2 separate regions of the Homo sapiens genome follow, and region 2 is linked to region 1. The links are chromatin loops, found by intact Hi-C in ENCODE. Cell type or tissue: mammary epithelial cell. All regions are shown on one strand. Links, peaks and the distances in the headings refer to the core of each region. The heading gives the core; the rest is flanking DNA.

Region 1 (16,969 bases), core at 5,487-13,486:
TCCATAGATTAAAAGAGACAGAGGGAAATTTAAACATTACCTCGATATATTAGGGAATTGTCATTAATTTTTTTGTGTATGATGATTTGTGGTTATATTTTTGAAAGGAAGTTCTAATCTCTTAGAGATCTCTTCTGAAATATTTATAGATGAAAGGGTAAGAGGTCTGAAGTTTACTTCTGAATAATTGAGAAAGGAGGAAGAAGGCATAGAGAAATAAGACTAGTAATAAGTTGGCAACTGTTGAAGCTATCTGATAGCTAAATGGGGGCTTATTATAGTCTCTCATATACTATTTTGTAAATATTTAAAAATATTCTAAATAAAAAAATTTTTTAATTATGCCTTGAGGCTGGGCACAGTGGCTAATCTCATTGCTTTGGGAGGCTGAGACAGGAGGATTCTGTAAGCCCAGGAGTTCGAGACCAGCCTAGGCAACATACTAAGACCCGCCCCCCCACCCCCCACCAAAAAAAAATGCCTTGAAGTAGTAACTAAACTGTGTATTTAAACTATTACTAATCCTCAGTCTGTCTTATTACATTTTGGACTAAAATTTTGCAAACTACTTACATTGGAACTCTCAACTTTGTTATGGTGAGATCTGAACAATTGATACTAAAGGGAGAGTAAGCCCCTGAGTGCTTAAACATCACAGGAAATACTATATTTAGGTTCCCAATTGTTACCGAGTGCAGGCTCAGCTGCTCACCACTTGCAAAGCCAATAACAAAGATGAACTACAGCTAAAGGAAAGTTACTTTATTCCAGAGCTAGCAGTGGAAAAATGGCCAAAGCTAGTGCCTTAAAGAAACCGTTTCAGCTTTCTAGGTCAAGGGTAAAGGCTAAAGGGGAGTTTGGTATGATGGGCATGCAGGAGTGGTGATAGGGGTCAGCCTATGTGACTTGTTCTGATGACTATCTTGAGCTGTTGCCCCATCTGGTGTGTGGGCTAGTGCCATCTCTGGGACAGCCAGGTTGCAAATTAACTGCAGCCTTGAAGTAATCTCCAGGTGGGGGAGAATCCCACAGTAGACTGAATTGCTTTAAGATTTAGTCTCTGGAACTTCTAAACAAACACGTAATTAGATAAGGGAAACACTGTGCAAAGGGGTGCCTGGGAGAAAGAGTGAGAGCAAAGACTATTATCTCATTGTTAAAGGCAAGACAAGGAACGGGCAGGAAAGAGAGAGAGAAAAACTTTTAAAAACAGGACACTTAGTTACACAATGAGTCATTTGATAACCCAAATGTTTCCTTTGCGAGTGGAGTTAAATACATTTAGTATTTCTTGAATTTGGAACCATCATTCTGGCTTACTCTGGGAAATTACTACATCCTCCCCACTCCCCACCACTACCACATTTGAAAATAAACATAAATAAAATCAATATTGCTTAGAAAAATATACCACTGGCTACTGATGACCACATTTCCATCCTTTCTCACTTATCTCTGGCTGTGAAACTCATGAGGCTGAGTTGAATAAAAAGGGAGCAGTGAGAGACCGTGTTCAGCTTAGCACAAGCAGAAAATGTGGACTCACAAATTCAGATAGTCTGCAAGACCTGGGTAACTACTGGAGACATTCCCACCAGAGGGCACTCTAACTTGCTGAAAAATTAGAAATACAGGTAAATTGCATTTTATCTAAGGCCTCAGTAACCAGCCCACAAAACTCAAAGGAGCTAAAGCACAGTGGGCAGGGAAGAGATGGGGCCAGGAAATAAGATGAGGAGGTGTCTTCTGTCAGTAAGGTTATGTCTTAAACTTTGGATCTGTCTAATAAGGGTCTACACCTCCAGCTATGTTTTTAAAAGCCAGTAGGGTGCTTCATTTGTCCCCTGGCAGAGTGTACTAATTGGGGCACACAGGCCGTGGATTTCAGAGGCTGTGGAGAGAAGACAGCTTTGAGTGCAAGACCTCCCCGTCAGACTGAGTCTGCAACCAGGAATGGAGATGGGAGTTCCACATCCAAGTTCCCTTTCCATTGTTCAGTCAAAAATTTAAGAGCCTTTGTCCTATCTTCATTTTAAGCACCATTTGTCCCACATAATTGAAAAAAAAATTAATTCCTCCAGAAATCCCTTTATCTCCCTGTAAGATTCTTTTTTTAGCAAAAACAAAACAAAACAAAACAAAACAAAAAATATATATATATATAGCTTCACCCAACCACACAAGACATTATTATTTTCAAGGGGACAAGGAGGCAAACTTGCTCATGTTGATCAGAAAAATCTGTGAAGATGCACAAGCGAGGGCATTCTCTTACAAATCCCTACTGTGGAATTTTCTGGTCAGTGTTTTGGAGATACACAGAAACTAATGGCATCAGCAATTCATGGTGGAGTTTGCTACTTATAGGGCAGACGGTCACACACAGTGTACCAGAGACGGAGTTTTGAGCTGCACCTTTAGTTGAATATTAGTTTCCATCTGGGGAGCACAATGGGCTTGACTACCACTGTCTTCTTATCCTTCTGATATTAGTAGAGCAGAATCACTTGTCTGACGTCTTAAACATTTAGTAGTCTAAAACAATATTCATTTGCTCAAATTTGACTTCTAGTTGGACCCCAGCGCTCTCAGTGGCAAGTGGTGCGGTGCCAGTGAAACTCTCTTCAGAAAGAGCAACTGATTGGCCCGGCGCAGTGGCTCACGCCTGTAATCCCAGCACTTTGGGAGGCCGAGGGGGGCGGATCACGAGGTTAAGAAATCGAGACCATCCTGGCTAACACGGTGAAACCCCATCTCTACTAAAAATACAAAAAAATTAGCCGGGCGTGGTGGTGGGCGCCTGTAGTCCCAGCTACTCGGGAGGCTGAGGCAGGAGAATGGCGTGAACCCGGGAGGCGGAGCTGGCAGTGAGCCGAGATCGCGCCACTGCACTCCAGCCTGGGCGACAGCTAGACTCCGTCTCAGAAACAAAAGCAAAACAAAACAAAGGAAAGAGCAACTGATTAAAATCACTAACTTTGTAACACAGGAGCCCTCGAGTTCTCTGCAAAAGTTTCTGAACTTTGTGTTTTCATTTCAATGATGATTTTAAAACTCTGGCGTGAGTATATTCTAGATCACTTGGATAACCACCTTATAACCAAATACCCAAACCGTATGAGTGTTTACAATTATGTGGGAGCCAAGAGGAGGCCCTGTAATGTTCTGGCACTTTATATGAATAAAGGTTTCATAGTCGTTCAGATGTAGGGAGGTAGTGAAGACAGTCACCTCGTAGCACACTTCACATGACACTTCCTTTAGTAGGTGAGGTAATAAATAGGCCAAATGGAAAAGCATTTATTATGACTTTTAATTGTTCTAATATTTTATTACTATCGCAACTTGGAGGGTGCTATGAAGCAGATCAGCTCTTCAAAACAATGAATTGGTTCAAATGATTGTCATTATTTAAAAGGAAAAATAGAAAAATGCCCGTGACTCAAATAATGTTCCAGTGTGTTCAAAGTCAATGCAATACACAATGAAGCATAAAATCTCCAAATGCATCTTTCCACTATTCAACCCATACCATTGTTTTTGTTTTATGAAAACATTATTCCTTGAATTTTATTAGTTTTATGCTTTTGTTTGCACTTAACTTGAAAATTAATTTCAGTTTTATAGTTGAAACAAACTATACACTGAGTGTATATGTAATTTGATGATTATGAACACTTAAAGGAATAAAAATAATTTAACACTGGAGATATGCAATAATTTTTTGCTCCTCTAAAAGGGATTATTATATTATTTAACTTTGAAAAACACTGTTATAACATCATATAAGTTTATTTTTTCTATAAAGTTATTAATAATCAACAGGGAATAAACTAAAGAAAACCAGAGTAGGCATATAATCAAAAGCTCAGCTGCACTGCCTTTTAGGGACTAGAATGACAACTAACTTTGTAGGATCTAATATTTTTTTCAAAACACATTGTTAGTATTATTTTTAGTTGACAGATAATCATTATATATGTGGCAGGGCATGGTGGCTTACGCTTGTAATCCCAGCACTTTGGGAGGCCAAGGCAGGAGGATTGCTTGAGGTCAGGAATTTGAGACGAGCCTGGGCAATATAGTGACACCCTGTCTCTAGAAAATAATAATAGTAATAAGTATATATATTTATGGGGTACAATATAATGTTTTGAATACACTGTAGAATGATTAAATCAAGCTAATTAATATATCCATCACTTACTAATTTTCTGTGGTGAGACATTAGAAATTTACTCTCTTTGGCTGGGCACAGTGGCTCACACCTGTAATCCCAGCGTTTTGGGAGGTTGAGGCGGGAGGATCACTTGAGCCCAGGTGTTCAAGATCAGTCTGGGCAACATAGTCAGACCCCCGTGTCTACAAAAATTAAAAAATTAGCCCAGCGTGGTGGTGTATGCCCATGGTCCCAGCTACTTGGGAGGCTGGGATGAGAGGATCACTTGAGACTGGGAGGCTGAGGCTAAAGTGAGCCATGATCATGCCACTGCACTCCAGCCTGGGTGACAGAGCGAGACTCTGTCTAAAAAAAAAAAAAAGAAAAGAAAAGAAAAGAAAAGAAAAAAAGATTTATTCTTTTAGCAATTTTGATGTATACACTATTTTAACTGTAGGCACCCTGCTGTGTAACACATCCCACAAATTTATTCCTCTCGCCTAACTTAAATGTTGTACCCTTTGACCAACATCTCTCTGTCTACCCACTCCCCCTTACTCCCAGCCTCTGGTAACTACCATTCTACTGTTTACTTTCATGAGTTTGACTTTTTTTAGATTCCATGTATATGTGAGATCATGTGGTATTTGTCTTTATTGCCTGGTTTATTTCATGTACTATAACGTCCTCTAATTCATTCATGCTGTTGCAAATGACAGGATTTCCGTATTTTTTTAAGGCTGAATAGCATTCCATTGTGTATACATACCACATTTTCTTTAGCTATTCATTCACTGATGAACACTTAGGTTGATTCCACATCATAGGCTATTGTGAATAGTGCTGCAATGAACATGGGGGCACAGATAAAAATCTTTTCAACATATTGATTTCAATTCCTTTGGATATATATCTAGAAGTAGAATTGCTAGATCATATGGTAGTTCTATTTGTAGTTTTTTGAGGAAAGATCTAGTATTCTTAGATGTAAGAGATTATTCTTTAATTTCAACCTAGTAAATTACATTTCATAATGATGCATCTCATGGAATCTCAGAGGTCAAGTGTTTAAGCCTAAAATTTTCTAAAGTCTTCCAGAAAGGTATGTTTTCTTTTTGTTCTTCCTTTCCTTCTTTTCTCTTTTCCCACCGTGAGTAACTAATTTTGTCTTTTTTTCTCCTTAGTTTTAGTTGATTTTCTTGGTTGAAAGATGGCTTTTGGAGGGAAAAAAAGTGGGATCTGAATCATTTCAACTGATTATAATACAAATTTACATGGTAATTGATACAATTTGCCTTCATTTTTTACTTCATAGACGTGACTTAAGAGTCTTAAAAGTCTTCACTATTAGTAAAATGTACTGTTGAGCATTGTATATAAATGCGGCTGTCTTCTGTTTATGCTTCCAAAATAATTTCTTTCAAAATTGGAGTCAATCCTCTCAAACCATGCTGCTGCTTTATCAACTAAGTTTATGTAACACTTGACATCCTTTGCTGTCATTTCAACAATGTTCATAGCATCTTTACCAGGAACAGTTTCCATCTCAAGAAACCACTTTCTTTGCTTATCCAGAAGAAGCAACTTCTCATCTACCAAGCTTTATCATGAGATTGAGGCACTTCAGTCACATCTTCAGGCTCCAGTTCTAATTCTAGTTCTCTTGCTATAGCCACCACATCTGCAGTTACTTCCTCCACTGAAGTCTTGAACCCCTCAAAGTCATTCATGAGAGTTGAAATCAACTTCTTCCAAACTCCTGTTCATGTTGATACTTTGACTTCCTCCCATGAATCACAAATCTTCTTAATGGCATATAGGACAGTAAATTCCTTCCCAGAAGGTTTTCAATTTACTTTGCCCAGATCCATCAGAGAAATCACTATCTATGACAGCTGTAGCCTTACGAAATGTATTTCTTAAAGAATAAGACTTGAAAGTTGAAATTACTCCTTGATCCATGAGCTGCAGAATGGATGCTGTGTTTGAAGGCATAAATACAACATTCATTTCTTTGTACATCTCCATCAGAGCTCTTGGGTGACAAGGTGCATTGTCAATGAGCAGTAATGTTTTGAAAGAAGTCTCTTTTTCTAAGCAGTAGTTCTCAACAGTGGGCTTAAAATATTCAGTAAACCATGCTGTAAACAGATGTGCTGTCATCCAGGCTTTGTTGTTCCATTTATAGATCACAACCAGAGTAGACTGAGCAAAATTCTTAAGGGCTTTTTAGGGATTTTCAGAATGGTAATTAGCAATGGCTTCCACTTAAAGTCTCCAGCTACATTCGCCCCTAACAAGAGAGTCAGCCTATCCTTTGAAGCATTGAAGCCAGGCATTGACTTCTCTCTAGCTATAAAAGTCCTAGATGGCATCTTCTTCCAATATAAAACTGTTTGGTCTACAATGAAAATCTGTTGTTCAGTGTAGCCAACTTCATCACAGATCTTAGCTACATCTTCTGGTTAACTCGCTGCAGCTTCTACATCAGCACTTGCTGCTTCACCTTGCACTTTTGTTATGGAGAGGGCTTCTTTCCTTAAACCTAATGAACCAATGGAGAAACAGCCAGTTGGTGGAGCAGTCAGAACCCACAGAACCTTTATCAATTAAGTTTGCCATCTTCTATGGGTGCGGTTCATTGCACCACAAAACAATTAGAATAGTAACAACAAAGATTACTATGAAAGATCACCATACCAGATATAATAATGAAATAGACTGAAACATTGCAAGAATCACCAACGGGTGACACACAGACATGAAGTGAGCATATGCTGTTGGAAAAATGGTGCGGATAGACTTGCTTGCCATACAATTGCCACAAACCATTAATTTGTAAAACATGCAACTTATGTGAAGTGTCATAAAGTGAAGCACGATACAACAAGGTATGCCTGCATTTGACCCAGGAACTCTGGCCTGTAGCTTCAAATCAAAATCCCAGGCTAGGTGGTGGCTCACACCTGTAATCCCAAACTTTGGGAGGCTGAGATGGGTGGATCACTTGAGGCCAGGAGTTTGAGACCAGCCTGGCCAACATGGCGAAACCCCGTCTCTGCTAAAAACACAAAACTTAGCTGGGCATGGTGGTGCACACCTGTAATCCCAGCTACTCGGGAGGCCGAGGCAAGAGAATCGCTTGAACCCAGGAGGAGGAGGTTGCAGTGAGCCTAGATTGTGCCACTGCACTTCAGCCTGGGTGACAGAGCAAGACTGTCTCAAAACAAGCAAACAAACAAACAAAAAATCCCACCGATAGTTTTCAAGGCTCTTAGTAACCTGCCTTTATTTTGCCTACACCACTTAATTTCACCCTCTTCCCCTACCTCAACCCTACATTATGGAGCAATTGCATTTCTGTCCTTCAAAAATATCACCGTATTCACTACCGTCTCCTTGAGTTCTTCCTATCTGCCAGCAGAGAGTCTTACCCAAGTCCTACTGCCTCTGTAAACTTTGACCTCCGTGGCTCAGTGATTTTTGCTTCTTTTGCCCATCTAAAGGCTTCTTTGTCTGTTAAACCTATGCCAAGTTTTGCTTTCACAAATGGCTCAGTTGAAAAATTTATTCAACATCCCACTCTGCATAGCTTGAATATACCTGAAATAGCTATTATTTGGAAACAGGCACATCCATATCTTTGCAGGACATCTTGGAATAGAGTTCATTAAGAAGTTTAATTAGCAGGAAATGATGTATGATAACATTAGTAAATGTCTGGTGGCTAAACTGACAAGGCCCTGTTTCCAAACTTCCCATGTGGTGAACACCTCACACTGCACTCACCATGGCTAAAGCTGTGGGAAGCACCTCTTTTCAAGCCTCATCATTTCCAGCCACAGCCTGCCTCTGACTCCACAAGAGCAAACTCTGTCAAACAGAGTGTTGTGGTTTTACTTACAGCTGTTCTGCTGGATGTTTTCAGTATTTATAAACCATGTGCTTGCTCTTAAAACTTGCAGAAAAGAGTTCAAATGCTCACATGTGTCTCTGAAGAAAATCATTGCCTTTCTCTCCTATTATCTTCTTTCTTTCTCCCAGTTTCTTCTCTCCTGTCTTAATCAGGGTAATTAACAGATAACTCCAAATTTTCATTGGCCTAAAATGATAAAAGTGTATTTCATGTCCCCATCACAGTCTATTGCAGGTTATGGGGATTATGGTGTAGGATTAGGCTCTACTCAGACATTCAAGGACGCAGGATGATAAAGGGTCCCATGGTCTGCCTGAGCAATGACATCCACCAGATGTGGGTGGGGAGGGGAGACAAAAAAAATGGGGGACGATGTTGGATATTTTAGGAGCTAGAACTGCAAGTCTCCCATCCACATTCTATTTGCCAGAACTCAGTCACAGGGCCCCACCTAACTGCAGGGAATGCTGGAAAATGTAATTTAGCTATGTTTTTGGGAAAAGAACAAAATGAGTTTGATGAACAAACCCTTCATTCCATTTGGCTAGGGAGAGGTTTATATATACGCTTCCTTGGAGGGCTAAGGAAGGGTATATGCAACCAGTCCACAGAAACATCCTTTGACATCTCATACATGCCAACAATGTGTTTGATGGGTCATACACAGTCCAGTTACATCTGTAACAAACATCTAGATCCTATATAATATACCGTCTTGTATAAATCTTGGATCGTCTCACATATACATTTGTTAATTCTTCAATGAGACTTCACAGTTGAGGGGGTGGCAGTGAGAGGAGACAAGCTAGAAAGGGCTGTTTTCCATAGGAAGGGAAAAAAGAAAACAACTTAGTTTTAGAAACTTAATTGAATGTATATCCACAGAACACGATATTACAAAATTAATCAGTGCGGAAAGTTGAGTGGAAAGATACTTATTTCTGAGCAAAAGATTGTATTGGGGACAGTTAATTTGGGTCTAGAGGCATGAAAACGCATATTTTAAAGACTCAAATGTAAGGTCTTAAAGGATGCACTCATAGTTTCACAATTAGGAGATTCCACTAGATGGCCCTGTTTCAAAGTGCTACAAAGCTGGAGATGTACAGCTTCCTGGTAACTGCAACTCTCAGACCTTTTCAAGTATTTAGGGCACTTTGTTATCAACTGTAGTTGATTTTTCTAAAATACTATTGATGTGGCAAATTTCATCGTTTAGTATGACATGGAAATGTTTTGGTAAAAGAATTTAGCCCAAAGTTTTCTTAACAGAGTATTTCGTTCTGAACAAATCATTTAAAATGAACAACCTGCACTGAAATGACAGCCTGTCCCCCAAAGTGCAGAATCAGCAGTGATGTTGCAAGAGTTCAGGAAGAAGCTGGAGCTGTAAATTTCCCTTGCTCCAAGTGGATTTTAAAGCCAACACAGATTCTGTCCCCCCTCCCTTTTCTAGCTCTATTTTGAGACACACATTTCAAAGTCCTAGGTTATTCCGCTATGTTATATGGATTTTGACAACTCCAAATAAGTCTAAACCACCCAATCAAAATATTTTCTGAAACTAAAATAGGATGATTATAATAAAAAGCTACAAAACCCATATTTATTAACTAGGGCCTGGTAGTTGTCCTTATTAGACATCTCCAGAATTGCTGACGAGATAGAACAGAGAATGCTAGTGTCTCTTTTTCCTAACTGTGCATTCATTAATACTGGCATCCTTTGTGTCAGGTATTTGCTCTCAAACCTAAAAGGAAGTTTATCCAATTAAAAATTAAAGACCAATGGTGGGATCTTCCACCACTTCTGCTCTCATCATTGCCTCCTGCAAATTTGATAGTGGCAACATTGGTTTATTCCCAGAAACAAAGGAAGCCAACAGCAGAGCCTCCACTCCTACCATCCATCAGGATTGTTCCTGTATGTAAATGGAGGCCCCACACTACACTCAACATTATTAAACGGTTCTTTTTTTTTTTTTTTTTTTTTTTTGAGATGGAGTTTCACTCTTGTTGCCCTGGCTGGAGTGCAATGGCATGATGTCAGCTCACGGCAACCTCCGCCTCCCTGGTTCAAGCGCTTCTCCTGCTTCAGCCTCCCCAGTAGCTGGGATTATAGGCATGCGCCACCACGCCCAGCTAATTTTGTATTTTTAGTAGAGATGGGGTTTCTCCACGTTGGCCAGGCTGGTCTCAAACTCCTAACCTCAGGTGGCCCGCCTCGGCCTCCCAAAGTGCTGGGTTTACAGGCATGTGCCACCACACCCAGCTCATTATTAAACAGTTCTAAGACACATCCACAATTGTAGATGAGAAATCAGAGTACTACTTTTGGCTAAGATAGTCTCCTACCAGTACTATGGCTATCTAGTTATCTCGGATATTCTGTTGAAAATACCTTCCATCCCAGTTCTTCCAGATTTACAGCAGTCATATATTTCCTTATCCACTAAAACCTAAACCAAAAATGTTGCACATTTGTGTGTGCTTTTATCTGTGTGTGGGAGGTAGAATAAGGAGTCCAGAGAGTTGTGGGATTAAACTTGGCTGAGCTAATATGTATGTAATTCTACCTCTGGCTATGATGAACTACCAGGGACTGGATTTACCTTTTTACCCCCAAACAACTAGAAAATCTGACAAAACATATGAAGCAATGGTTTTAAGACGTTGGACAATGTGGGATTATGATCCCCACCAGAGGGAAATAAATGAAGTGAGCCCTACAATTTCCCCATTTTTCTGCTTGAAGAAGTTTTTAGGTTGCAGTGCAGAAAGAGAAAACCCAAACAGAGCACAGCAGTCTCAATGAGTTAGAGACTGAAGTTTTAGGAAGCCAAAGCAGCTAGAATTTCCTTCAGAGTGGAGGGAGCTACAGAGGGAGAGAGCAGAGCTCTGAAGTCTTCCACTCAGTAGTGATCTGTGCATGAGTCAGAGAAAACTACCTGAGGCCAGAGAAAGAAGCCTGAGAAATCACTACAACAAACAATGCCAAGCATGCAAAAAAGCAGGAAAACAGATCCATAACGAGGAAAAAATAATTGATAGAAAAAAACAAAAATGACAAAGATAATGGAATTAGCAAAGAAGGATGTTTTAAAAAGCTATTACAAATATGCTCCATATATTCAATAAGTTGGAGGAAAGCAAGAATGATCAGGAGAGGAATGAGACAACCTACAGAATGGGAAAAATTTTTTGCAATCTATCTACCTGACAAAAGTCTAATAGCCAGTATATACAAGGAACTTAAGTAAATTTACGAGAAAAAACAAACAACCCCATTAAAAAGTGGGCAAAGGATATGAACAGACCCTTCTCAGAAAAGACATACCTGCGGCCAACAAACGTGAAAAAAAGCTCAACATCACTGATCATTAGAGCAATCTAAATCAAAACCACAATGAGATATTATCTCACACCAGTCAGAATGGTGATTATTAAAAAGTCAAGAAACAATAGATGCTGGCGAGGTTGCAGAAAAATAGGAACACTTTTACACTGTTGGTGGGAATGTAAATTAGTTCAACCATTGTGAAAGACACTGTGGCAATTCCTCAAAGATTTAGAACTGGAAATACCATTTTTGATCCAGCAATCTCATTACTGGGTATATACCCAAAGGAATAGAAATCATTCTGTTATAAAGATACATGCATGTGTAGGTTCACATGCAGCACTATTCACAATAGCAAAGACATGGAATCAACCCAAATACCCATCAGTGATAGACTGGATAAAGAAAATGTGGCACATATACACCATGGAATACTATGCAGCCATAAAAAGGAATGAGATCATTACCTTTGCAGTGACATAGATGAAACTGGAAGTCATTATCCTTAGCAAACTAACGCAGGAACAGAAAACCAAACACTGCATGTTCTAACTTATAAGTGGGAGCTGAACAATGAGAACACATGGATACAGGGAGGGGAACAACACTCACTGGGGCCTGTTGGGGGAGGGCAGTGAGGGGAGAGCATTAGGGAAAACAGCTAATGCATGCTGGGCTTAACATGTAGGTGATGGGTTGATAGGTGCAGCAAACCACCATAGCACACGTTTACCTATGTAACAAACCTGCACATCCTGTACATGTACCCCAGAACTTAAAAATAATAATAATAAAAACAACAACAAAAACACATAAAAATATGTGGGGTGTAGTTAAAGCAGTGCTCAAAAGGAAAGTTATCATATTGAAGAATAATATTTAAGAAGAAATGACTCAAATCCATGATTTAAGCTTCCACTTAAAAAATTATTAGAAGAACAAATGAAACCTGAAGTAAGCAAAAGGAAATAAATGAAGATCAGAAATCAAAGAAAAAGGGAAAAGAAAGGTAATAGAGAAAAAAAAAACCCAATGAAACCAAGAGTTGTTTCTTTGAAAAGACAAAAAAGTAAATCATAAATTTCTAGTCAGAATGATGAGAAAAAGTAGAGAGATCACAAGTCGCCAATATCAAATGAAAGAGAGAACATCACAACAGATCCTGCAGACATTAAAAGGAAAATAAAAGAGTGTTATAAACAATGCCATGCCAATAAATTCAACAATTTGGATGAAATGGACAAATCCCTTGCATGACAAACACTCGCAAAGCTCATACATTAACAAATAGATAACGTGAATAACCCTATATCTATTAGGGAGATTTAATTTGTAGTTTAAAAACCTCCCACAAAGTAACCTTCAGCTCCTGGTGGCTCTACTGGTGAATTCTAACAAACATTTTAGGAAGAAATAATACCGGTTCTACACAAACTCTTGAGAAAACCAAAGATGAGGGAACACTTCCCAAATCATTCTACAAGGGAAGCAGTACCCCAACATCAAAACCAAACAAAGACATTACAAGAAAACACAATCACAGGCCATCATCCTTCATAATATAGATACAAAAAGTCTTTAGAAAATTTTAGCAAATCACATCCTGCAGTACACAATATGATAACATCAGGACTACACAGGGTTTATCCCAAGAATGCAAGTTTGGTTGAAAGTTCAAAGATCAACTAATGGAACTTACCATATTAACATAGGAAAAGAGAAAAACTGTATAATCAATAGATGGAGAAGAAGTATTTGACAAGATTTAACACCCATTCATGATTTAAGAAAAACCCAAAACAAACAAAACAAAGATTCTCTCAGCAAACTAGGAAAAGAAGGGAACTTCCTAAACCTGGTAAAGAGTATCTACAAAAATTCTACAACTAACATCTTTTTTATTGTTTTCTTTAAGAGATGTGATCTTGCTATGTTGCCAAGGCCGGCCTCAAACTTTGAACTCCTGGGTTCAGGTGACCCTCAAGCCTCAGCTTCCTGAATAGCTAGGACTACAGGTACACGCCACTGCACCAGCTATTAACGTATTTAATGGAGAAAATCTTAATTCTTTCCCTTAAAATTGGGAATAAGACAAAGATGCCTGCTTATACTACTTCTATTTAATATTGTACTGAAGGCCCTAGCCAGCACCATAAGGCTAAGAAAAGAAATAAAAGATATACAGATTTGAAAGAAAGAACTAAAACCATCTTTATTTGCAGGCCAATAATGCTACTAGAAATAATGAATTTAACAAGATTGTAGGATACAAGATCCATATATAAAAATCATTTATATTCATATATACTATAATGAACAATTGGAAGTTGAAATAAAAAATACAATTCACAATAACATCAAAAATATTAAATACTTAGGGATATATTTAATAAAACATATTTAAGAGCCACACACTGAGAAACTATAAAACTTTGCTGAGAGAAATTAAAGACCTATATAAATACAAAAAGCATATTTATGGATAAGAAAACCAAATATTATTAAGATGACAATTCTCTGTAAATTGATCCATAGCGTCAACACATTTTCATTCAAAATGCCAACAGGTTTCAAATAGACATGGCACTTTTGCAACTCAGTAATAAGAAAAAAAATACATGATTAAAAAATTTTTTAATCTCATTTTTATAATAGGCAAAAAATTTGAATAGACCCTTTGATAAAGTACAGTTTTGAATGACAAATAAGCACAGAAGAGATGCTCAACATTATTGGACATTACAGAAATGCCAAAAAAAACACAATGCAACTTATCATCATTATTATTATTATTTTTGAGGTGCAATCTCACTCTGTCACCCAGACTGGAGTGCAGTGGTGCGATCTTGGCTCATTGAAACCTCCGTCTCCTGGGTTCAAGTGATTCTCCTGCCTCAGCCTCCCGAGTAGCTGGGATTACAGGTATGCACCACCACGCCCAGTTAATTTTTTTGTATTTTTACTAGAGACGGGGTTTCACCATGTTGGCCAGGCTGGTCTCAAACTCCTGACCTCAAATGATCCACCCACCTCGTCCTCCCAAAGTGCTGGGATTACAGGTATGAGCCACCATACCCGGCCCCCCAGTGCAATTTATAAAGAATGATTATACCAAGTATTGACAAGTAAGTAGAGCAATTAAAACTTTTTCTTCTTCTTCTTCTTTTTTTTTTTTTTTTTTTGAGATGGCGTCTCGCTCTGTCACCGATGCTGGAGTGCAATGATGCAATCTCGGCTCACTGCAACCTCTGCCTCTCGGGTTCAAGCGATTCTCCTGTCTCAGCCTCCTGAGTAGCTGGGATTACAGGCGTGCGCCACCACGCCCAGCTAATTTTTGTATTTTTAGTAGAGACGGGGTTTCATCATGTTGGCCAGGCTGCTCTTGAACTCCTGACCTCAGGTGATCCGTCTGCCTTGGCCTCCCAAAGTGCTGGGATTGCAGGCGTGAGCCACCACGCCTGACCCAATTAAGACTCCTATACATTGCTGGTGGAAATGCAAAATGGTACAGTCACTTTGGAAAACAGTTTGGCAGTTTCTTAAAAAGTTGAATGTATATTTACCATATGAACTAGCAATTCTATTCCTAGATTTACCATGAGAAATTAAAACATATGTTCACACAAAAATTTACACTCAAATATTTATAGCAGCTTTATTTGTAATAACCAAACCCTAGATACAACCCTAATAAATTAGATGGTAAATGTATTAACTAATGCGGATAAGTCCATATAATGGCATACTTCTCGAAAATAAAAAGGAACAACCTACCGATACAAGCAACAATATGGATGAATCTCAAAACATGCTAAGTGAAAGAAATGAGACACAAAGAGTACTTACCGTTTAATTCCACTTATATTGAATTATAGAAAGGGCAAAACTATAGGTATAGAAAGTAAATCAGTGATTGCCAGGGGCTAGAAGTGTGAGGAAAGGATTGACTACAAAGGGATACAAGGGCATTTTTTTGGAATGAGGAAATGTTCTGTATCGTGATTGTAGTGGTGATTGCATGACTGTATATGTTCATTAGTATTCAATAAACTATACACTTTAAATTGCTGGATTTTCTTATGTATAAATTATACCTCAATAATAAAGATTTTTTTAAACATATAGAATGTCAAAAACCCACAAGGTAAATTGCATAAGAATGGTGACAAAACATACATATATTCTTTGGATTTCTAATGCTGAGTTCCCGAAACAACTGAAGTCTTTAATCAGACAGGCACTAAGTAGCTACCATTTAGTTAGGGAAAGCATAGAGTGAACTGAATAACCAAGGTACAAAGGGTACCCAGGTATGTGACCTACTTCAGACCAGTGGGATTGGGAGGGTGAGGAAAGATGTGAATTAGGCCTTGGTGCTAAGATAAGCATCTCCCAAACAGTTCCACAAAGCAAGTTAATTTGTGGTTTCCATTTGATCAACACAGAGCTCTGGAGCACTTTCTGTGAGTCAGGCAAAGAGTGTCAGCCCCTAGACAAAAATAAGATGAGGCATGTGTCCTTAAGGGCAAAACCAGGATTGCAATACAAAATGATCAGGGCAAACTGCTACTGAAATGTAGAGAAGAATCTACCTATTCATGTTTTTAAAAACATTTATTGAGTACTAATTCTATTCCAGGCACTGTGTTAGTTTCTTTGAATGAAATTAGTTGACAAAATAGCCACAGAACTTCCTCTCTGGAAGACAAGGCAGCCATTAATCAAAGAGTCACACTGTACTCATCAGGATCCTTGGTTGTAAAAATGAAACTAAGTCTGGTCAAGTTAAGAAGAAAAATAACTTGATGGAAGAGTATCAGATGGCTTACGGCATTCACAGAAATGTCAAAGAATCAGACTAAGGCAGGAACCAAAGAAGGCTATGCACAGCCAAGACTCTGCTGCAGGAACTAATACCTGCCCTGATGGGGACATGACTGTTGGACATTCACCACTGCCATCCCCGGACACTTGCCACTGTGACACTGGACTCTCAACTCTGCCCAACCAAGAAAAATCTCTAATCAGCCCTGTGCTTTTGCAGCATTTCCTAAGACTTATTTGCTTGTTCAGGCTAAGATCATGTGCCTGCCTGAATGTGGGAAGACGAAATGGCCTTCTTCCTCCTTGAGGTTTTGTAGTAGGAAGCAGGGTCTTAGTTAATTAGGTGAAGAGGAGAGGAGAATGTTCCAAGCAGAGGAAACCACACGTTCCAAGTTCCTGTGGTGGAAGAGAACATGATATGTATACCAGGCACTGAAATAGGATGGACTATGCCACACCATAAAAGCCATGTTAGGGGGCTTTGACTTTATTCCAAGGGCAATGAGAAGCCATTGTGGGATGTTAAGTAGGGAGTGACATATTGATCTGTGTGTCAAAAAGATTACTCTGCACTCTGGAGAACAAATTGGAAGTTACAAGAAATGAAATCAGAAAGATCAGGTACTTGGCTGCTCCAATGGTCCAGGGCAGAGGTTAAATGGTAGCTTTGACTAAATTGGTGGCAGTGGAAGTGGAGAGATGAGGACAGAGTCAAGAGCTATTTAGAAGGT
Region 2 (16,969 bases), core at 6,009-14,008, 56 kb after region 1:
TCCTAATCCACCCTTCATCATTTACCAAGGCACCGCCAGTCCCAGTCAATTCTTCATTTGCCGTGAGTTCAGTGATTAGGCTGCCCAGCCCCAAAGCCCCCAAGCCTGCCAAGTGCTTCTTACACTCATCATCCAAGACGCTTTCCCCCTCCAGCTGCCCCGCTCCACTGATGTTGCCGAAAAGGATACCCGCTAAAGTAAATGGGCCACCTCCAGATGAATCTTCCTCGCTGTCCGAGTCTGACATGATGGCGGCAGTGACGGTAGCTGCTGCCCTCAGCAGCAAATCGCAGCCGGGTCGCATAAACCGGAAATAAAACAACAGTCGCCCGGAAGTGATCTACTTAGCTCCCTTACCCTACCAGCGTCTACCGGAAGCTGAATAAAGGCGGGGGGAGGGGGCAAAGGGGCGGGGGGAAAAACCCGCAAAACTTTTTTTTTTTTTTTTTTTTGAGACGGAGTCTCGCAACGTCGCCCAGGCTGGAGTGCAGTGGCGCGATCTTGGCTCACTGCAAGCTCTGCCTTCTGGGTTCACGCCATTCTCCTGCCTCAGCCTCCTGAGTAGCTGGGACTACAGGCGCTCGCCACCACGCCTGGCTAATTTTTTTTTTTTTGTATTTTCAGTAGAGACGGGGTTTCACCATGTTAGCCTCTCGATCTCCTGACCTCGTGAACCGCCTGCCTCGGCCTCCCAAAGTGCTGGGATTACAGGCGTAAGCCACCGCGCCCAGCCTGTTTGCTGGTTTTTGAGACAAAGTCTTGCTCTGTCGCCCCAGGCTGGCGTGCAGTGGCACAATCTCGGCTCACTGAAACCTCCACCTCAGGAGTTCAAGAGATTCCTGCCTCAGCCTCCACAGTAGCTGGGATTACAGGCATGAGCCACCATGCCTGGCTAATTTTTTGTATTTTTAGTGGAGACAAGATTTCACCATATTGGCCAGGCTAGTCTTAAACTCCTGACCTCAGATGGTCAGCCCGTCTCTGTCTCCGAAAGTGCTGGGATTACAGGCGTGAGCCACTGCACCCAGCCTCTGTAAATCTCTTTATACATGAACTGCATATGTATGCTTCTCCAAATAATCTATAGCATTGTCATGCTTTACAATTTTGTATAAAAGGCATCTTACTGTGTGTACTCGTTTTTTTTTTCCCCCTTCCTTTTTTTTAAGAGATGGGATCTCACTATGTTAGCCAAGCTGGTCTTAAACTCCTCCTGGCCTCAAGCAATCCTCCCACTTTGGCCTCCCAAAGTGCTGAGATTACAGGCAAGAGCCACCAAACCCGACCTTACTGTATGTACTCTTAGCCAGAATGTTTTCTGGATAAAATTTATGTTTATGATATTCAACTATGTTGATGCATTCAATTCTATTTTTATAGCTCTATAGTGTTCTACAGTATGGTTATGCTACAATTTATCTATGTTCCTATGTTTGTTCATTTAAATTGTTCCCAAATTGTTCCTCTTATAAATAATGTATATGATTCCTTGAGCATATGTAGGACACATTCTCCAGGGTATACATCTAGGAGTGGAATTACTAGATTTTACAATATATGCTTTTTCAACTACACTTGCTATTACTAAATTGTTCTCCAAAGTAGTTGTACCATTTTACATACCTAACAGCAGTGTATAAAAGTTCTCACCTCTCCACATCCATTCTAACACTTAGCATTGTCATTTGTTAATTTTTGTTCATTTCTAATAAATGTATAATGATAATGTGGTTTTAATTTGTATTTTTCTGATTGCTACTGAAGGCTAACTTTTCATACACTTATTGACCAACTGTTTTTCCTCTTCTGTCAATTGCCTTTTCATATATTTTTATCTAATTTTTATAGTATCTTTAGGTTATCTGTCTTTTCTTTAATGTATAACAGTTCTTCATATATTATGGATTTGCTTGCAAATAACTTCCCCAGTCTGTGACATGTCTTTTAATCTATTTTAATGGTGTCTTTAATATATATTTTAAAATTTCAATCTTATCAAATTTTTCCTTTATGCTTTTTTTTTTTTTTTGAGACAGTCTTGCTCTGTTGCCCAGGCTGGAGTGCAGTGGCGCGATCTTGGCTCACTGCAACCTCTGTCTCCAGGTTCAAGTGATTCTTCTGCCTCAGCCTCCCCAAGTAGCTGGGACTAGTCTAGTCAACTGTCTTAATGATTTTCACAATTTGATTGCAGATTATCTTGGGTGGTTGTTTATGTAATCCTCTATAAGTAATCATATTTAAAGTGTTATTATTTATCATTCTATTTTTAAATACTATCAATTGTGTATGCATGTTTTTATCTCTTCCTTTTAGATAACCAATAGTATTTACTTTTCCACCTTGCTTTTCTTGCTTAAAAATATATCTTGGAGATTACTCTGTAGTAGTTTATAAAGAGATTCCTTCTTATTTTTGATAACTGTAGAGTTATCACTTGGGTGAGTATACCAGCCACCCATTGACAGGTATTTGAGTTGTTTCCAGGCTTTGCTATTTCACACAGTGCTGCAGTGAAAAGTCTTATGTATGCATCCTTTTTTTTTTTTTTTTTTTTTTTTTGGTCAGCACATCTTTGGGATAGATTCCTGCAAGAGGGACTAGTGGGTCAAAGAGTAAATGCAGATATTATTTCATCGGTATTTGCCAAGTTCTATTCCTTAGTTGTTGAACCATTTTTCATTCCTAACAGCAATGAATGAGAGGGACAGTTTCCCCAAGCCTCAACAACATAGCATGCTGTCAAATTTTTGAATTTTTGCTGATCTCATAGGTATAAGACAGTATCTCGCTGTAGTTTTAATTTCATTTATCTTATCATGGATGACATGGAGTATCTTTTCAACCAAGGGGAATTTGCATTTATTTTTCCTGTGTATTTGTTCATATCTCTTATTCATTTTTCTAAGGTTGTTAGTCCTTTCTCCTCTTTTTAAATAAGATTTTAATATGTTAGGGATATTTACCCTTTCTGTAATATAAATTGAAAGTATTTTGCCAGTTCATCACTTATTTTTTCATATCACTGTATATTTTACCTTTCTTATTAAAATATTTGTTCTCTGGACAAAGAAGTCTATGTTGGTAGTTTTTTATTTCTTTCAATATCATGAAGTTATCTTTCCATTGACCTCTGGTTTTCACTTGTACTGGCTTTTCGCATCAGCTGTTGATCAGATTGGTGCTTTTTTGTTGGTAATCTGTCCTTTTCCTTTTGTTATATTTAAGATTTTCTCCTTGCATTTCATTTTCTACAGTTTCACTACATGTTTCTGGAGGCAGATTTATTTTCTTTTTTTTCTTTCTTTCTTTTCTTTTTTTGTTTTTAGACAGAGTCTCACTCTGTCACCCAGGCTGGAGTGCAGTGGTACAATCTTGGCTCACTGCAACCTTCACCCACGGGGTTCAAGCAGTTCTCCTGCCTCAGCCTCCCTAGTAGCTGGGACCACAGGCATGTGCCACCATGCCAGGCTGGTCTCGAATTCCTGACCTCAAGTACTCTGTCCACCTCGGCCTCCCAAAGTGCAGGGATTACAGGCATGAGCCACTGTGCCTGGCCTGGAGGCAAATTTCTCTTTTTATTCTTTTAGCTTCATTTGACCCTTTAGGCTTATTAAATAGTAAAATTGAATGTCTTTCATTAGTTCTCTGAAATTCTTTGACATTATCTCTTAAAATATTGCCCCTGCTCCATTTTATCTTTTTCTTTTTTATACTCCAGTTATGTGAATGTTAGACCTTACTTTATCCTCTATGTTTCTTAGTCAATATTCTGTACTTTCCCTTTTAAAAATTTTCTTTAGGTTTCATTCTGTATATTTTTCTCTGACCCAGCTTCCAGTTTACAATTTTTTTCTTCAATTTTATGTAATCCTCTGTTAAACCCATCCATTCAGCTCTTCATTTTACCTATTGTATTTTTCAATTTTATAATTTCTAGTTGGTTCTTTTTTAGTTTTACAAGGTCACCTCTTATGGTTTCTATGACTGCACTGATATTTTTAAACAAAGCATTTATATCCATGAGCATATTAGTACTGTTGTTTTACAACATCCGTCTGATAATTCTGGTATTTGGACTCTTGTAGCTCTTGTTTTTGTTGTCCACTGTTTTCCTTAGTTCTGGCTTGATTTGTCTTGAGTCTCATTTTGCATTATAGTCTTTCATAGCTTGGTAAAAAAATTAAAATTATATTTATTGATAGTTTGAGACCCAGGATGGTGTTATTTTCCTTCACAAAGGATTTTACTTTTTTTCACCTTTAAGACACCTGAGTATATTAGCAGTCTGGAACCAATATTTGAGGGTTTGGCAGGCTAGAGTAAAATCCATAAACCATGCTTCCAGGTTGCAGTCTTTGTCTCAAGCCAGAGCAAAAGATACTATATTAGGGCCTCTGTCTTTGAGGGAGATGAACACCAGTTCCTAAACTTGCATGCATCTGAGTAATCAAAAGCTTAGCTCTGTGTCTGCTGCTTCCAGTCCATTGCCAAAAAGCCTCAAAGCCAAAATGGCAGGCCTTGTGGTTCCAGGATACACAGTGGGTGATTTCCCAAGATCTCAGTGAAGCTCTGCCTCAGCTTCCTTTTAACTATCAGCAAATCCTCCTTTCCAAAGAGATGTTGTTTCACCTCTTTGAGCTCTAATTGTTGTCTTAATTCCTTACTATCTTGTTAGATTCTAATGTTTGTAAGAAAGTGTGTGTCTGTGTGTGTGTTTTGTTCCACTTTTAAAATTGTCTTCAAGTGGGAGATTTGATTGAAATCATCTGCTCTGCTAGCCCTGGAATCTGGAATATGGGCTAATATCTTAATGGGGGAGACCAAAAATAAATAAACAAGTAAATACATATTATGTCAGGTGGTGATAAGTGCTATTGCGAAAACTAAGGCAGAATAAGGGAGATAGGAATGCCATGGGTGAGGGAAAAAGTTGTCAGGGAAGATCCTTCTGAAATTATGACATTTGAGTGAATAGCTATGAAAAGTGAGAGAGGTAATTGTTCTATGTAACTTTGGGGGCAGTGTGTGTGCAAGAGGGTAGGTGGCAAGAGATAAAATGATGAGGTGAGGGGGTAGCTGAGGGCAAAATTATATAGGGCCTTGCAGGTCATTACTGTTTCAGAATTTTACTGTGAGTGAAAGAAGGAGCCATTAAAAGTTTTGAGCAAAAGAATGACTTGATCTTACCTGCATTTGAAATAGATAACTCTGGCCTCTATGTTGAAAACTGATTGTAATGAGGTAAAAGAAGAAGTGGGTCCAGCTGGGAAGTTATTAAAATAATTCTGGTGAGAGAGTGAGATACGACGGAAGCATGGACCAAGATAGTAGCAACAGAGGTGGTGAAAGTGTTCAGATTTTTAATACATAGTATTTTGAAGGTAAAGTCAACAGGATTTACTGATGAACTGGATATGTGGTGTCAGAGAAAGACAGGAGATAAGGTTTTAGCCTGGGCAACTAGACGGACAGAGAAACCATTTCCTGAGATGTAGAAGACTGTATAAAGAGAAGACAACAGCAGAGACATGGGGGATGTTAGTGGAGAGTCAGGAGTTTGATTTTGGACAGGTTAATTTTAAGATTCCCTATTAGATAGATTTCAACTGGAGATTTCAGTAGAGGCCGAGTACAAGTCTACAAGTTAGGAAAATAGGTCAGGGCTAGAATTATAAATTTGAGGCTCATTGGTATATAAATGCTTTCAAAGCTTAGGGACTGTGAATGGTGTTACCTAAGGAGTAAGTAAAGACAAAGAAATAAAAAGATTTTAGGGCTAAACTCTGCAGTGTTCTAATACTCAGCAATCAGTAGATAAGAAGGACCTGAACAGCCAGTGGCATAGAAGGAGAACGAAGAGAAAGTGATGCTTCAAGCCAAGTGAAGAAAGTGATTAAAAAATGAAGCGTGGTCTGGCCGGGGGCAGTGGCTCACGCCTGTAATCCCAGCACTTTGGGAGGCCAAGGCGGGCAGATCACGAGGTCAAGAGATCAAGACCATCCTGGCTACAGTGAAACCCTGTCTCTACTAAAAATACAAAAAAAAAATTAGCCGGGCGTGGTGGCAGGCACCTGTAGTCCCAGCTACTTGGGAGGCTGAGGCAGGAGAATGGTGTGAACCCAGGAGGCGGAGCTTTCAGTGAGCTGAGATCGTGCCACTGCACTCCAGCCTGGGCGACAGTGCGAGAGACTCCGTCTCAAAGAAAAGGGAAGGGAAGGGGAGGGGACAGGAGGGGAAGGGAGGGGACAGGATAGGAGGGGAGGGAACGGGAGGGGAGGGGAGGGGAGGGGAGGGGGTGTTGTCAACCAACAGTTGCTGAAAGTGCAAGTAAAGCCATGGATTGAGCAATAGTGAGGCCAAATTTTAGAAAAGTAAATCTAAGGAATAAACAGCATTTGAAAACATTGGCATTAAAATGACATTTGTTCTTTTGAGTAAAATTTAAGAAAAAGAATTATAATGGGACCCTCTGGGCAACAGCAAATAACAGCCTTCTTTGGTATCAACTTGATAGACAGAAGTATCTCCCCACCCCTGCCGTGAAAAATGCTCAACAGTTTGTCACTTTATTTGCAGTATTATTTCTTTAGTCTCAGAAATAGCTTTGTACCCTTTGACTTCTAGATTATTTTTTATTTTTCATTTTTTCATATTTCATCAAATACTTTCATATATGATGATATGGTGGCAGGTGGGTATTAGGTAACTTTTGAGCTCTTATACAAAACAAAAGAAACATTTGGAATCTTCAAAGAATACAAACAAGCTTGCATGTCTACAAATTCTGAAACATTTTCCCAAATAATAACACATTAATAAAACCTTAAGTACTTTAATTATTTCTAAATTTTATATATATATATCCAATTAGTTCTTTCAGTCTTTGTTTTAAACATAATTTATTTTCTCCACAGAAAACATTTATTTTTTAGTTATCATACAGAATGGGAAATTCAATTTTCTTTCATCAAAATGATTTCCTGATGTCGTTCAATTTAAAAATTTTAATATGACATTAAATATGTTTAAACTACTTAGGATAGTTAAAATTAGAAATTGTTTCATTTTCATTTTTTATTTTTTTAAATAAGAAAAAGCATTTTATGGTGTGAATATTTTTGAGTGCATTCATATGAACATAGAAAAAATATAAACATTAAACTGCCATTTCTTGTTTTGAGGAAGGAATGATAGTGGGAATGAGAGTCATGGGAAAGGAGAACATTGTTGGTTTTTCTTTTTTATAACTTTTATTTTAGGTTTTGGGGTACATGTGAAGGTTTGTTATATAGGTAAATGTGTCACAGGGGTTTGTTGTACAAATTATTTCATCACCCATGCATTAAGCTATTACCCAATAGTTATTTTTTCTGCTCTTCTCCCTCCTCCCACCCTTCACTCTCAGGTAGACTACAGTGTACAGCATCTGTTGTTCCCTTCTTTGTGTTCATAAATTCTCATCGTTTAGCTACCACTTGTAAGTGAGAACATGCAGTATTTGGTTTTCTGTTGCTGCATTAGTTTCCTAAGGATAATTGCCTCCGGCTCCATCCATGTTCCTGCAAAAAACATGATCTTGTTCTTTTCTATGGCAGCATAGTATTTCATGGTGTATATGTACCACATTTTCTTTATCCAATCTGTCATTGATGGGCATTTAGGTTGATTCCATGTCTTTGTTATTGTGCATATTCCTGCAATGAACATTCATGTGCGTGTGTCTTTATAGTAGAACGATTTATATTTCTTTGGGTACATACCCAGTAATGGGATAGCTGGGTCGAATGGTAGTTCTGCTGTTAGCTCTTTGAGGAATCACCACACTGCTTTCCACAATTTAAACTCCCACCAACAGTGTATAAGTGTTCCCTTTTCTCTGCAACCTTGCCGGCATGTTATTTTTTGACTTTTTATTATAGCCATTCTGACTGGTGTGAGATGCTATTTCATTGTGGTTTTAATGAGCATTTCTCTAATGAATGGTGATATTGATCTTTTTTCATATGCTTGCTGGCTGCATGTATGTCTTCTTTTGAAAAGTGTCTGTTCATGTCTTTTGCCCACTTTTTAATGGGGTTGTTTGTTTTTCTCTTGTAAATTTGTTTAAGTTTCTTATAGATGATGAATAGTAGACTTTTGTCACATGCATAGTTTGCAGATGCTTTCTCCCATTCTGTAGATTGTGTGTTTACTCTGTGGATAGTTTCTCTTACTGTGCAGAAGCTCTTAATTAGATCCCATTTGTCAATTTTTACTTCAGTTGTGTTTGCTTTTGGTGTCTTTGTCATGAAATCTTTGCCAGTTCCTGTGTCCAGGATGGTATTGCCTAGGTTGTCTTCTAGGGTTTTTACAGTTTTGGGTTTTACATTTAAGTCTTTAATCCATTTTCGGTTGATTTTCCATGAAGCAAAATAATACTTGCTTCATGGGATCATTACGATTTTATAGGGCCAAGCATTGAGTAGGTGCTGAATAAAAGAAAAGTATTCATCATCACCATCGTTATCATCATCATTGTTCAATGATCTCCAAAATAAAGTAGTTAAAAAAGTTAAGCTAGGGTAAGCACTATCATTACCAAAGGTTAGGATTTGGTTTTACAGGAAATATATTTATTTATATTAAGAGTTTAACAATAAAACCCACGAAGGGGAAAAGGAGGGAAGATTCATTGCATTCCCTGTACTGGATAACAGGTATTTTTACACACATCTTTTAGTTAAACCTGACAAACCTTTCTTTAGTTAAATCCCAGAAAGGAGGTAGTATATGCCCATTTTATAGATGGAAATTGAATCTCAGAAGGACTAAGTGATTTGGCCAAGATCACATAGCTGTTAACTGGTAGAAGTGAATCAGCTTCACTTCTTTTGACTCCAAATTTCATACTAAACTTCAAACTTACAGTCACTTTGGAGGCTATTGAAATTGGACCACCCACTCTCATCTAGTCTAGATCTAAATCCAAAGCTTGTGGGTGGCATAGGCTTTCACAGCCCTCAGGTTTTCTTGTTTGGTTGGTTGGTTGGTTTTTGGAGATGGAGTCTTGCTCTGTTGCCTAGGCTGGACTGGAGTGCAGTAGCTCAATATAGGTTCACTGCAACTTCCGCCTCCCGGGTTCAAGCAATTCTCCTGCCTCAGCCTCCCAAGTAGCTGGGACTACAGGCGCCCACCACCATGCCTGGCTAATTTTTTTTTTTTTTTTTTTTTTTTTTTTGTATTTAGTAGAGCCAGGGTTTCACCATGTTGCCCAGGCTGGTCTCAAACTCCTGAGCTCAGGGTATCCTCCTGCCTCGGTCTCCCAAAGTGCTGGGATTACAGGCATAAGCCACCATGCCTGGCTATAGCCCTCAGCTTTTATTCACTCTTTCATCCACATCCTAACCACACCAAAGGAACCCCATAATTTGGAGGGCTAGTGACCACTCCTGCTGCCTGCACAGAGCTTAGCTGTGCCAGCCCTTCTCTGCATGGAGTTGGAACATTCCTTTCCCTGGACAGTTCCCTTCCTTAGCTGGCAAATTAGATGGAGCTGGGCCTGGGCCGACTGTACCTCCTGTGTTCCCATGGATGCAGTCACGCTCATTTCCAGTCAACCTTGGGTTGAAGAAGTTGCCTGACTCAGCAAGTCTGGCATTTCCTCCTACACAGTTCTTTCCAGCTTGTTGGCAATGGTATCCAGGAGTGGCTGGAGAATTCTGATAACAGCTTACTGGTTGGATTCCAGGGGAGTAGCTCTGGTTCTGCTGAAGACTCACTGGAAGGTGGAGAATTACTGCCAAAGGAAGTTAATGATGACCACTCCAGAAACTTTGACTACCTCTGTGGATGCCTTCACAACTGTTTAAAGCATCACCCTGGGGCTGAGACACCAGAAAATGAAACAAACTCCATAAATAGAAATTAACAATCAGTCTGTGACCCACTTAAGTAGATGTTACATCTCCTGCCAAAGGCCTGCCAGACAGTGTACCCTGAGTTAATGGCTTGGTGCCTTCGTTTTCATCACTCTCATGTGGAAATTAAACAATTGTCTCCTAATTCCCTTGTAGGACCGTGCCCTCTTCTTTTCTGACCTCCATTCATGGTAGCTTTTTTTTTTTTTTTAACTACGGAACTACTTCATAAAACACAGCCAGCCAGGCACGGTGGCTCACGCCTGTAATCCTAGCACTTTAGGAGGCTGAGGTGGGCGAATCACGAGGTCAGGAGATCGAGACCATCCTGGCTAACACGGTGAAACCTTGTCTGTACTAAAAATACAAAAAATTAGTCAGGCGTGGTGGTGGGCACCTGTAGTCCCAGCTGCTCGGGAGGCTGAGGCAGGAGAATGGCGTGAACCAGGGAGGCAGAGCTTGCAGTGAGCCGAGATCGCACCACTACACTGCAGCCTGGACTACAGAGCGAGACTCCATCTCAAAATAAATAAATAAATAAAAATAAAACATAAAACACAGCCAGTACAGAACTGCAAAAGGTGTCCGACTCAAGCAATTGTGGGTATTGGCACGTGAAAGTTATACTTACCATGCAATATCAAAGTTGTGAAACTCGAGTGAAGACATTATGTTTTTCTGTATTCTGTAAGCAATATTTGGCACACTCAGGGATTCACAAATCCTCTTTCAAGACCTTCCAAGATTGAGATTTAATTAACTTTTTATAGTTACATCTCCTTTATTATTTAACCTATGGTCTTGTCTAATAGAAATGTAGTATGAGGCACATGTCATTTTAAAGTTTCTAGTAGCTACCTTAAAAACATTATGTAAATTAATTTTAATAATACACATTAACCCAATCTATCCAAAATATTAAACATGTAATCAATATAAAAAATTATTAATGAGATGTTACATTCTTTCATACTAAGTCTTCAAAATCTGGCTATAAGAGGTACACTTACAGCACCTCTTAATTGGAACTAGCTGTTTCAAGTGATCAATAGTCTCATTTAATCAGTGGTTACCTTATTAGACAGTACAGCTCTATTCAAATATGTTGAAATTAAAAATAAATAGGCAAGTAGTATTATTAAATGAATAACTTCTCCAGAGGAAAGTAAACAGAGCGATTTAAGATATTGTTTCTGTTGCATACATTTTGCTTCCTAATAAGACATGTAGAGATTCAATAGTAGCTGCTGGTGCATGAAATAGATAACTTAGAGGTGAAGAGCCTGGCTTTGAGCCAGACAGACCAACCACTAAAATTTTGGCCCTGCTCAGGCCAGGCACAGTGGCTCATGCCTGTAATCCCAGCACTTTGGGAGGCTGAGGCTGATGAATCACAAGGTCAGGAGTTCGAGATCAGCCTGGCCAGCATGGTGAAACCCCGTCTCTACTAAAAATACTGAACTGTATTTTAAAAGGATTCAATACAATTAGCTGGGCAAGGTGGCGGCCACCTGCAATCCCAGCTACTTGGGAGGCTAAGGCAGGAGAATAGCTTGAATCCGGGAGGCGGAGGTTGCAGTGAGTCGAGATCACGCCGTTGTACTCCAACCTGGGTGACAAGAGTGAGACTTCGTCTCAAAGAAAAAAAAAAATTGGCCCTGCTCATTATTAGCTTGTGATCTTGACAAATTACTTTTCTAAGTCTCAGTTGCTTCTTCTTCTATAAACAATTCACCCCACTTGAGTCTGATATTGAGGGAAGTAGAAACTGAATGAGGAAGATGCCCAAATTGTGGAATGTCTTTAAGGCATAGAGCTTTATAAACTAAGTGTGCTGCCAAGAGAAGGATTATTTAAATGAACTGGTGAGAATGACAAGTGGAATGGGAAAAGAATGGAAGGGTACATAAAGGATGCATTACTTCCGAGATCCTTTCTCATTCTGATGTTTTATAATTTCATATTTTATATCAACTTAAAATGGATAATTTTGAAGTGCTTTGCAAATGTTTATTGTTTTAAAGTAACTATTCAACCTTAAATTTTGTCTGTGTTACAAATTTAGGAGGTGTAAATTTTAAGTGCCTATGCCTGATGAGGAGCAGTTGCAAGTTTCTGGGATTCAAATAAAAGAAGATCCTTACTTATTTGCAGGTAGTTCACAGAGTGACCCAGAACACTGGCTTTGGATTCTGAAATATCCAAGTTCTTGTTCAGCTCTCCCAGTTTTGGAATTGTCACTTTGGGTAAAGTCTCATAAACTCTACATATCATCTGCATGATGGAGATAATAATAGTACCTATCACGCAAGATTGGTGAAATAATTTACTTAGATGATGTGCAAAGCTCCTGTAAAATTTTCCATACATTTTAGTGGTTATATCTTGTTACTTTACAGTTCTGATCATTCTAATGCAGCCATTCCCATTTAGTAAAATCTTCGGAATGGCTTCTTCATGATGGTGGGAAATTTCCCTTTTACCAACAGCCAAATAAATGGCTACATGAAATAATATTTCTTCCGTCTTCACAGGGCTCCCTCCTAAAACAGCCACTTAGGAACAAGAGCCACTGAAAAGTGATGGATGTGCTCCCTTGACAACCCATAGCAGGAACCAGCTTGTGTAGCAGTGACACTGCAAACTAAGGAAGCAGAAGCCAGATACATGCATCCCTTGCCAGGGGGCTCCCAGTGGAGTCTTGTAGACTATGTTACAGTGTGCCGTGGCTCCAATTCAATTCTAAGCTCTAGTTGTGTGACTAAAAGCCTAAAGGAGAAAAAGGAAAACAAGCCTCAAAGTCCTGCCTGCTTCTGTCTTCTGGCAAGAAACTATGGCTATACATCCAGGAGGGCTGGAAGGGCTGAGTGGCATTATCATTTTGTAACTCTCTTACTCACCAAAAACACAGGAGAGGTTTTCAAATGAATGTATATTCATGAGGAATATTTTTTAAAGACAGTAGAAAGAATTTTTTTAAAAAGCAGCATCATCACAAGGCCTATTGGTTATCTCTGTTCAGCAACACACATTTAGGGGTCATGTCAGAAAATGGTATATGCTCAAAGGATCTGCCTTCCTTTAGGTCACACCTTTACATCATCCACTTATTCTGGAAACAATATTGTTCGTTCCCATGGGCTGCTTAAGATTTCTACGATATCACACTGACCAGAATACTTTGATAAGTTCCATTGCTCAGGATCCTGGATTTTTGACTGGTCAAGCCCCATCCAAGGAACTGCAGCACAAAATAGATGACTTAGAGGTCAAGAGCCTGGCTTTGAGCCAAAGAGACCAATCATTAGAATTTTGGCCCTGCTCGTTACTACCTTGTGATTTTGACAAATTACTTTTCTTTCTAAGCCTCAGTTTCTTCTTCTATAAACAAAGGCCAGAAAGATACCTACTTCATAGGATTGTTACTAGGATCAAATGAGAATGCCTATAAAGTGCTTAGCATAGTGCCTGGCACATCGTAAGATTTCAATAAACGTTAAATGCTTTCCCATGCAAAACTGGTGGAAATGTCTTTTTTGTTTCCAGGGCCTCTGTTCCTCTAGAGAATTGTCAAGTGATAAGAATCTATCCAGTACCAACAAGCTACACAACCAGAGCAAGACTGAAACAAGTCCATTTACCTGGCTCCACACAAAGCTCCTGTAGAATAAAAATACCTGTGACTAAAGAAGCATGGAATGTTAGTATGGGAAGGGCCTTTAGAGACCATTTAGTCCAATCTTTTATTTTCCAAAAAATAAGGATAAACAAAACTTCTGAGAGATAAAGAAACTTGATCCGTGTGAAGAGCTAGTTAGGGGTAGGGCCATGGTTCAAATCCAGATTTTTTGACCCTTAATCCTGTGACCTGATGAGCTCAATTGCTTTGGTGGTTAGAACAGGTGAAATGGCAGGGCATGAATGACCAAGGGGAAAGCCTCCTAAATGTCTAAGTCATCTCATTAAGCACTAATTTGTGATTCCATGATTGTATTACAATATGCTCTCTCAATAGCAAATAGAGAGCAAGTGATTACAAGATGCCACCTTAAAAGAAATCCTCCACTTCATAGGCCCTGCAAACCATCATCATCATGGTGAGTTTGCCTAAACACATTTGATATTGAACCATAATGTGTGAAACAATTCATCAAATGCTTGCAACCATTTATGCCAAAGAATTGGGGGGAAATCATAGAAATCTATACTGTGAACTGTAAGCCAATGGCATTTATGGCAAGTGAAATGTCATGCTAGACAGTCTCTACAATGACACCCAATAATCCCTACTTCCTGGTATTCATATCATTGAGTAATCTCCTCCCCTAGAGTTTGGGCTGGATGTATGCACTTGCTTCTAACAAATAGAATACAGCAGAAGTGATAGGATGTCAATTGTGAGATCAGGTTATAAAAAGACTGTGGCTTCCACATTTGGCACTCTTTTTCACTCTCCTTTAGTTTGCCTATTTGGGGGAAACCATCTGCCATGTCATAAAGTAGCCCCATGGATAAGCGCATGTGAGTAAGGTTGGAAGCAGACCTTCTGAGGCCTGCCTATAACCATGTGAGTGAGATCAGAAGCAGTTTTTTCAGCCCCAGTCAAGTCTTGAGATGACTGATAGTTTGACTGCAACCTTGTGAGATACCTTAGGCCAAATGGTACCCAGCTAAGCTGCTCCCAGATGCATTACCCATAGAAATTATGATATAATAAATTTTAGGGTAACTTGCAATAGATAACACAAAATGCAGATAGGATTGGGATATAGCAACCCTGAGCACAGGGCTTGATGTCGTGGTCCCCCAAAAAGCAAATATTTTTGTTCTTATTATGGACAGTCCAGAAAAACAGTATTCATTTTCTGTGAGACTTCTCCAAGGTTCTACAAAAATCAAATAAATATACTTGTGGATGATCTCAGTGCTATTATCTGGATTGTGAAAGTGGGAAAGTTCAGTTTATTGCTATCCTTGGTGCCTGGCAAATCTTGGCTCTCTATAAATATTCTTGAATGAATGAATGAATGAATGATATCTCCCAATGGCATAACTGGTTCTGCACCAGTCTTATGGGAATACTATTTTTAAAATATCTTCCATTATGTCCTCTGTAATTTCTTAGTAATTCAGGTGTTATTTTTCTTTCCCTTGTATCCCATCTGCTTTAAAGGTAAGCCAAGAGTCATTTTGCTCTAGTGAAGGAAGGGATGGGTGCTATCTTGAAAAGAAATCTTCTTTTTTAGTTCCATAGCAAGACAGAGTTGAAAGCCAGATACTGATGAGAGAGAACATTTTTAAAATAAATTCCCAAATCTCCTTTTTTATGTATAAGTCGTGCATATCTGTATGAAAATGCAGTTTTCCACGGCCAGACTGCTGTTCTAAGTGGGTCCCTGATCCCATTTCTCCTCACTGGGCAGGACGTCCAGGCTGGAGCCTCCAGCTACCCCCACTGGTGTTTTCTGGCTGATGGAGGTTTCATACCTCCCTGGGATGGAGCACCCAGCAGGAGGGTGGACCACCATCTTTGCTGTTTGGGACTTAGCTGTCTCACCCTTTGGGCTTTGGAGAATCCAGGGCATCTGGGGACTGAAGCAGATCCCCAGAACAGCACAGCTGCTCTATGAAAACATAGCCAGACCTGCTGGTTCCCAATACCATTCCTTCTCACTGGATGGGACCTCCCAATGGGGTCTCCAGCAACCTCCTACAGGTGTCTTCCAGCCAGCAACAGGTCTGAACCTCTCTGGGAGGGAGCTCCCAAGGGGAGAGGAAGGCTGCCATCTTTGCTGTTTCACAGCCTTCACTGTTGATACCCCTAGGTACCAGAAAAGCCAAGGTGACTAGGGATTGGTATGGACTGCTGGCATACTGCAGCACCCCTACGGAAAAGTGGCCTGTTCCTGTACCTCCTCACCAGGCAGGTCCTCTAGGCATGGGCCTCCAGCCACCCCCTGCTGGGGCTATTGAGCCAGTAGCAGCTCTGCAACTCCCTGGGCAGAGCCCACAGGGGTAACTGAAAGCTCTCTGCCACCACCTCTGCAGTGGACGTGCCCTGCTACTCTTGGACTAGCAAAGGGGCAAAGACCCTAAGTGCCTCACCCATACCTCCAACAAGCTGCAATTGACCCAAGGAGAGGAGGCAGGTATATTTTCCCTGAATCCCACTCTGCTTGTCACCAGACAGGGAACTCCTGGCTTGAGCCCACAGCACAGACCCTCCATCATGGGCTGATTGCACTGAGCAATTGCTAACCTGTATCTCCCTGGGGTAGAGCCCCCAGGAAACAAGAAAAAGACCCTTGGCCACAACCACTACTAAGGTCCCTTCCTCTACTGCCTCCAACTTGGGGGAGGAATGTAAACTCTGAGATAACCCCAGAGCTGCAGTGGGCAGCCTAGGAGTGCCAAGCCATGATTTACATCCACACTCAAGGGAGATAGGAGCCCACTTTCAGAGCATTCAGAGGGAACACAGCTGCAACTGTGAGGAAAGACAGGGAAGCCACAAAACTGAGCAAGTCTATCAACTGACCAATATGTCTAAACACCACCAAATGGATCACATCCAAAGCTTCAACACCAAAAATAACCCACTAACACTGTAAAACCAAAGACAAGAAGTCAGCTTCAAATAAAGACCATGCACAAAACCTTGGCCTTGTTAAAAAAAATCTAGAAAAGAAGTCAATTGACTGTACTTAATCTACACTGCAGTTAAAGGAACAAGAATTCCAGTACCAACACAAGAATTCCAGTAACTCAAATGGACAGTGTCATGTGTCCTCCAAATGACTGCACCAGTTCTCCAATAAGAGTTCTTAACCAGGCTGACCTGGCTGAAAAGACAAAAATAGAATTAAGAATATGGATAGGAAAGATCATTGAGATTTAGAAGAATGGAAAAACCGAATACAGGGTAACTAAGAATCACAATAAAACAATGCAGGAGCTGAAGGACAAAATAGCCAGTATAAAAAGGAACCTAACAGCTCTAACAGAGCTGGAAAACACAAACAAGAATTTCACAATGCAATTACAAGTATTAACAGCAGAATTGACCAAGCTGA

What was found. A loop is a pair of places that touch in the nucleus more often than their neighbours do. Peaks named below come from ENCODE experiments on the same cell type or tissue, not always from the same donor. Only the 100,000 strongest peaks of a DNase experiment are listed, where the experiment ranks them.
Region 2: it touches region 1 in a loop (2.2-fold over the local background); 3 of 110 quality-filtered maps call a loop at or near these places.

The regions. Positions count from the first base shown.
Region 1 is chr9:32,580,126-32,597,094 of GRCh38, forward strand. No RefSeq gene overlaps it. Among named protein-coding and RNA genes, the nearest start is that of NDUFB6, 15 kb to the left of the region's middle. In mammary epithelial cell, for the core only: CTCF peaks have their summits at 7,947, 9,143 (motif pointing right) and 10,810 (motif pointing right); DNase peaks (open chromatin) are centred at 7,996 and 10,996.
Region 2 is chr9:32,635,276-32,652,244 of GRCh38, forward strand. TAF1L (TATA-box binding protein associated factor 1 like) reads right to left here and starts at 394. Exons shown (of 1, transcript NM_153809.2): 1 at 1-394. The coding sequence starts at 304. In mammary epithelial cell, for the core only: no CTCF peak of the experiment used is centred there; a DNase peak (open chromatin) is centred at 9,616; H3K27me3 peaks cover 167 bases.